2 separate regions of the Homo sapiens genome follow, and region 2 is linked to region 1. Evidence: chromatin contacts called from ENCODE Hi-C data. All regions are on one chromosome and are shown on one strand. The core of a region is the stretch at or near the end of the contact, and the rest is flanking DNA. Distances in the headings are between cores, read along the strand shown. Region 1 overlaps ALK (ALK receptor tyrosine kinase). Region 2 overlaps ALK (ALK receptor tyrosine kinase).

What was found. Hi-C counts contacts between places; a loop is a spot of excess contacts on that map. Pooled maps may share reads with other maps.
Region 2: a map of GM12878 shows a loop between it and region 1 (2.1-fold over the local background). The contact joins two enhancer-like sites. A Hi-C loop is called at or near these places in 1 of 168 maps with a recorded cell type or tissue (GM12878), 8 of 37 single-sample maps with no recorded cell type and 5 of 50 pooled maps.

The regions. Positions count from the first base shown.
Region 1 is chr2:29,313,363-29,316,436 of GRCh38, reverse strand. All of the region lies in intron 8 of ALK (ALK receptor tyrosine kinase), which reads left to right. Among named protein-coding and RNA genes, the nearest start is that of CLIP4, 200 kb to the right of the region's middle. Within about 2 kb of position 1,521, at least 6 of the 41 ENCODE cell types and tissues checked have a DNase peak (open chromatin) inside an H3K27ac peak, as active enhancers do.
Region 2 is chr2:29,722,101-29,725,174 of GRCh38, reverse strand. All of the region lies in intron 1 of ALK (ALK receptor tyrosine kinase), which reads left to right. Among named protein-coding and RNA genes, the nearest start is that of ALK, 200 kb to the left of the region's middle. Within about 2 kb of position 1,619, at least 3 of the 41 ENCODE cell types and tissues checked have a DNase peak (open chromatin) inside an H3K27ac peak, as active enhancers do.

The sequences.
Region 1 (3,074 bases), core at 272-2,771:
TTTTATTTTTCCTGCAGTCTAATTTGCTCTGGGCTGTTTCTGCTATTCCCTGCCCTTTTCCAGAACTTGGCTCAGCAGGCATAATGAAAGGAAGGGAATAAGTCCATTCCACACTCACATTATTTATATTTATATATATTCATATGATTTCACATTCAGGTTTTCAGACCATTTGTCTAATGCTGATGGGTCTTTGAATTCCCAATGTTGGGAGAAATGTTTTTATCAGGAAAATAAATAACCAAAATAGAAATATGCATTTCTAGATTTGTAAGCCCTACCATTTATTTTATGTGAATCCTAAATGCAGAATGCAGGAAGTTGATTTCCTCCTCCCGGGCGGGCTAAACCCCAGTGGCAGAAAAAAATGGATATTGCATTTCTCTGGGGGACTATGTGAGGTTCACTCAGGGCTTTCAAACCCCACCAACCCTACAGGGGCCTCTGTTGCCTATGGGGCCCGAGTGCAGAAAGATGGACACTAGGCAGAGTTTTGGGGACAGGACTCTGATGAGCATCAGGCCTACAGGGACTGGCGACTGGTCCAGCTGAGCCCTGAGGCTGATGCCTACCACGAAGGACCTTCTTCAAACCCAGCTCAGTCCTGGTCTCCGGGAAGTTAAAGTCATCGTACACTATCTCAAGACACCACAATCATCAGTGGATTCCCAGAGAAGAACTGGTGTCATCTTCAAGAATTTCCTGCAAAGTCTAGAAAGTGAGTTAACCAGTAGTTCTGTGTTTCACCAGTCACATTCACCTGGAAAATGTAACAAATGCCCCACCCTGGACCTACTGAATGACATCGCGAAGAGTGGGGCCCAGGGCTCTGCATTTTTAAACCCTATCCTTGGTGATTTGGAGGTGCACTGAAACTTCAGAGCTATTGGCCGTAGGTGTGCTTGCCAATTGTGACTGAAATTCATTCTGAGCCCATGCAGAGAGTTTTCCTCCTGTCTGTGGCCCCAAATAGCGTGATGTCACTTGTCTTTTAGAAAGATGAGTCAGAAAAGGGATGAGAAATGATGGAGGCGGGGGAGAAGAGAAGCGGGTGGGAGAGCATATGAAACCAGGTCAGGAGCCCCCCATGATGGAGGCATAGCCACAGTGTGCCTTTGTGCCAATCTAACTTCCAGGGCATTCCAGAAGCCTGCCCCACTCCCACCTCCTCCCTCCAGGCTCCTGCAGCCTGCTCTTGCTGACTACCACGGCTGCCTCCTATCTCTCTGCACAGTTACACACGGGGCATGAATATTTAAAGACCTCTGCCTCGCCCAGCCACAAACAAGAAAGAACGCTGTGGTTTTGGTTTTCTTTTTGTGTTCCTCCTCTCCGCCACAAGCTCTTCTCTGCAGGAAACTGGGGAGCCACTTACAATATATTCTGATGTTATTTTTATTTTTATTTTTCTGAGCTCCAGTTCAAATAATTAAAGTTGCCACCGGGGAGGGAAGGCTTGCAGTGGCTTTCATGTGCTCACTTGCTGTCAGACCTGCTCGAATCCGCCTCGGCTTTGAGACACCCGCGGATGTGTCTGGCATTGCAGCCGCTGGTAATAAAGAGCACGGCAGAGTGGCGGCTGACACCACCCCAGCCCCCTGCCTTTCACACACCCCAGCAGCCTGAATGTCTCAACAAGCCCCGTGTGGTTTGAAATTCTATTTTATTTGAATAGCCTGCCTGTGACTAGAATAATTTAAACCACGTTCTCAGGCCTTCTGGGCCTGCAAGGAGAAAAAGTGGACTTTCCTCATTTTCTTTCCCCTCCAAGGCATGGAAGCAGTTTTTCTTGTGTGAGCTACAGAAGTGCAATTTGATCCAAAAATGAGATGGGATCCCCCCAATTTGTGGTGGTCAGTTCCTCAATGCTGGTTTTCCTACCTGGCCAGAGCTGCAGTTGCGTCTCCCCTCTTCTCACACATACATATGTACACGCAAACACACACACACATACACACATGCGTGCACACACCCTCTGGGATCTTGGGACACAGCCGAACCTTTCCACCCCTGACGTCACCTCTAGCAATAAAAGGAATCAGGTTGGATTAGCTGTGGGGAGCTGCTGTGATCTAGGCAGAAGGTGACCAGCGGGCCCCTTCCACGTCTACATGGGCCTGGAGAAAAGGGGACCCATCCTTTGTGTCATTAAAACCAGCAAATGTAGCCCAGAGGGATGTGAGAAGACGCCATGGCCCCTGGAGTTGACCTTGGCCATCCATCCCTGAAGCCCTTCTCAAAGGAAGGCACCCGAAGGCAGGGAATTTTTCTGTAAATTGCTCTCTGATTGATTTTGTAAGACTTTTCAGGGTGCTGGTGATCATCCCTGGAAACAGGCTTATCCTTCCCTCCAGCCTCTCAGTGTGACGCAGAAGCAGGGAAGCCGAGAGGCAGGCTGTGTTGATTGGGCTTATTGAAGCTTGCCCCCGACCTCGGCAGCAGGCAAATAGGACTCTGAAGATGGGAAAAAGAGAGGAACTTTTCTGACTGCTGTGTTTTTAAAGTTTATTAAACTCAGTGACAAAATCTTCTGTGGAAAGTCAAGAAAAGGAGGATAAGAGTAAGAAAACTTAGTATCAGATGGCATGAGACCGAGGAAAAACAAAAGCAGAAGGGGACCTTCCTTTATCAGCCCCCACCAAACTCTCGACAGGAGCCAAAGAAGATGAGCATAACTATTGAATTCAACTCGTTTTCCAGAGCAGATCCTATGCATCACGGGCTCCCCATCCAGATCATGAAATTCACCTCAAGACCCACAGCTAATAAACACAAGACCAAACCTAGATCTTATGATTCTGAGTTTCATGCTCTTCCTGTCACACTGCCCTGCTGGAGACAGATGGAACCTTCTCAACTTGGGGAGAGTTGATGAGAGCTTCAAAAGCATCAGAACTGGCATTACTGTCACCTAACTCAGAGCCCCACCACCTCATTTCTGCAGGCAGATAGAGAATCCCACCCCATTGTGTAAACAAAGAGTTCTCCCCTTCGTCTCTCCACAGGCTGGGAGTAGTCACTGGGTCTAACTCCTGAGCCACCAAGGGGACACTGCCACTCACCTACAGGACTCA
Region 2 (3,074 bases), core at 370-2,869, 410 kb before region 1:
CTTTTTTTTTTTTTTTTTTTGGTATAGGATAGCCTGAAGGTAACCAAATCCCTAAGGGTAGGCACCATGCTAACAATTTCCTTTATTAATATTCCTCACTGTTGTGCCTTGGGAAGGGGTACATGCTTTCATTGGCTGGCAGAGGTCCTTCACCATTGAGTGAACACAAAAGTTATACATGGGTCCTCTTGGGGAGGCAGGAAATGCATGCTGAAGCTATAACTTTTGACAGTACAAAAGAATATTATGGGAGAGTAATTTTTGCTTCAATATTTGAGCTACTAAGAAAGAGCACAAACTTCTCTGGCAGGATGGGATGGGGCTTAGAGAAAGGTGAGGTGGAGTGGGAGCTGTTTAATTCCATCCAAATTCCGCCCTTGACACTAATAGCTCCCTTCTGAATGAGCCAGCTGGAAGAAAATGTGAAAGCAAACCATAGAGAAACAAATATGTATGAACCAGAGAGGACCTTAGCGAGCAGTGAGTTCAAACCGCTCATTTTCCAGGCCTAGAGAAGGTATGGGGAGGGCTATATGTTTAGGACAAATGGTGCATCTGCAAACTCTCTCCTTTCTCTGAAATCACATCTCTGTTTTTCAGACTAAATTAACAACATCGCCCATCACCGCTAACTCTAGGAGTCATGTAAATTTACTGAGGTTTCTTTTGCTGAACAGGTGCAGGCTCAGCCTAGTGAATACCCAAACCATTTCCCCTGGGCTGCCAGTCCCAAAAACAGGCCTGCCCTGTACTCTCTGAGAGCTGTGCCTGATTTGACATCCAGACCACTATTTATTTGGCCACATTAAGCTTTGCTTTGTGTGACACAAAATCATTGTAAACGAATGCATTATTAAGTGTGTTTTCAAATAACAGGGAAAAAACAAGCAGACTGTCACTGATTGTTTTATTGTTGGAAGGAAAAGAAATAAGTAAAACGTGTACAGGCAAGGTAGGAACTGTTCCAAAGAGCATTTAGAATAGGAGCATTTGTTACATTTTATTGATGTAGGTTTGTAAAACATGCTTGCCAGTGAGCCTGGGGCATTCATGTAAATAACCATCACACATGCATAGCTCTTCATTACTTATACTGACACAAGTATGATATATTTATTATATTATGTTCATTGGCTTAGGAATAAATAGACATGCAGTGAGACATGTAAAAATAAAGATTGGAAATACACAGTGCCAATCGGCTGCAATTTGGGTAGTTGTGATCATGTACATTTGGCAAAGTTAATGATTAACTAGTGAATAATAGCGAAGCAGCTCTCTGGGAGCACTTTTGATTTCTGGACGTTGTAATTATTGACACAAGATGATCTAAATATAGAAAAGAGACCAAGACTCCCACTCATTTTGGATTCTAAAACAGAGATAGGAGCATACAATTTTAAGAATGATATGACTGATACTGAAAGACTGTGTCATGCACACATTATCTCATGTGGCCCTTACAAAACCCTGAGAATTTTTAGAATATGCCCTATTCTTATTCTCGTCATCGTTTTCAGAAAATTGAGGTTTGGCAGAGTGTGTGCTTAGCCTGAAGTTAACAGCTAATAAGTGCCAGAGATAACACCTTCCTCCAGGGCGCTGATTTCATTTATTTGACAAATATTTATTGAGTGCCTGCTGTGTGCCAGGCATGGAGACATAGCAGTGACTAGTGCAGGAGGTACACAATGAATAAACCAATATACAGAACACATATATGTGTAAGAAATAGGGCAAAGGGATGGGAGTGGCTTACAATGAGTTGTCTCTCAGCAGGATGACCAGGGAAATTCTTTCTGGGAAGTTGACCTATGGACAGGGACCTGGACAGAGAGAGGGAGTGGCCATGTACCTCTGAGTAGGAGGAGCTTCCTCGGCTGAGAGAACTGCCAGTGCAAAGGCCCTGGGGTGGGAATGTGCTTGGTGAGTTCGGGGAAGAGCAAGGAGACCTGTGGGACTGAGCTCCAGCAATGAGGGAAAATGGTTGCAAATGAGGTTAGAGACAGAATCAGGAGCCAGATCCTGTGGGGCCTTTAGGGGCTAGGCTATGGCAAGAAATTTGAAAGCTATTTCAGGGGCTGCAGTGTCAATCTAACTGCCACATAGAGAACAGACTGAAGGGGGGCCCTCTTTGAGCTCATAGCAATAATGGAGAGATGCGAGATGGGAAAAGATGAGAAGGGGTAAAATTCAGGTAGAGCCATCAAGATTTGCTGATGAATTGATGTGGGGTGTGAATAAAAGGAAGAAGTTAAGGATTCCTCATTGGTTTTTGGCCCAAGCAACCAGGCGAGTATTGGTAACACTTTCTGAAATGGGGAATACCTGGGGTTTAGGGGAAGGGAGGTTAGGTTTTTGGCTTGCTCATGGTAAGTTTCAGATGCTTATTGGGCAATAAAGTGGAGATTTTGAGCAGGCAGTTGGATGTATATTCTGTGTATTCTGTTGTTCAGGGGAGAGATTGGGCTGAAGACACAAATTTGGTAACAGTAGTATGTGGATGATATTTAGAGCCATGAAACTGGGTAAGATCACTTTGAGAGAGAGTTTAGATGCAGAAAATTCCCAAGTTCTTCAACTTTTAACAACTGTCAAATAATAAAATAAAGATCCCACAGAGTTGTTTTTTATGACAAGCTTACTTACATGTCGGGCAAGGAGAAATTCACTGTATGGTTTTCCAAGTAAGAAAAGTCAGAGTTTTTAAAGTCTTACGAAGAGGGCTACAATGTGGTTCTGGTTATTTGGAGTTGAAAATCGGTTCTTTGAACTAAAGAGAATGAATGAATGCATAGGTTTGTGTGAGCATGGGTAAACAAGTTATCTTCATTGGTCAGCAAAGAGTCTTCAGTTAGGTACAGGAAGGGTCTGGTGTCCCGCACTCACTTGAAATTTATTGATCATCAGCTGGTTAGAACCAGTGGGATAAAATATAATACTCAGCCATGACAGTTCCTAAGCAAGTGCTGCCGGAAAAGGAGACGTTTCCTCCTCTACAGTTTGGAAAATAAGGAAGACCTGGCAAAGAAGAATAAAGAGGATCTTCCCACTGAAGCAGGAGGCAACCAAAG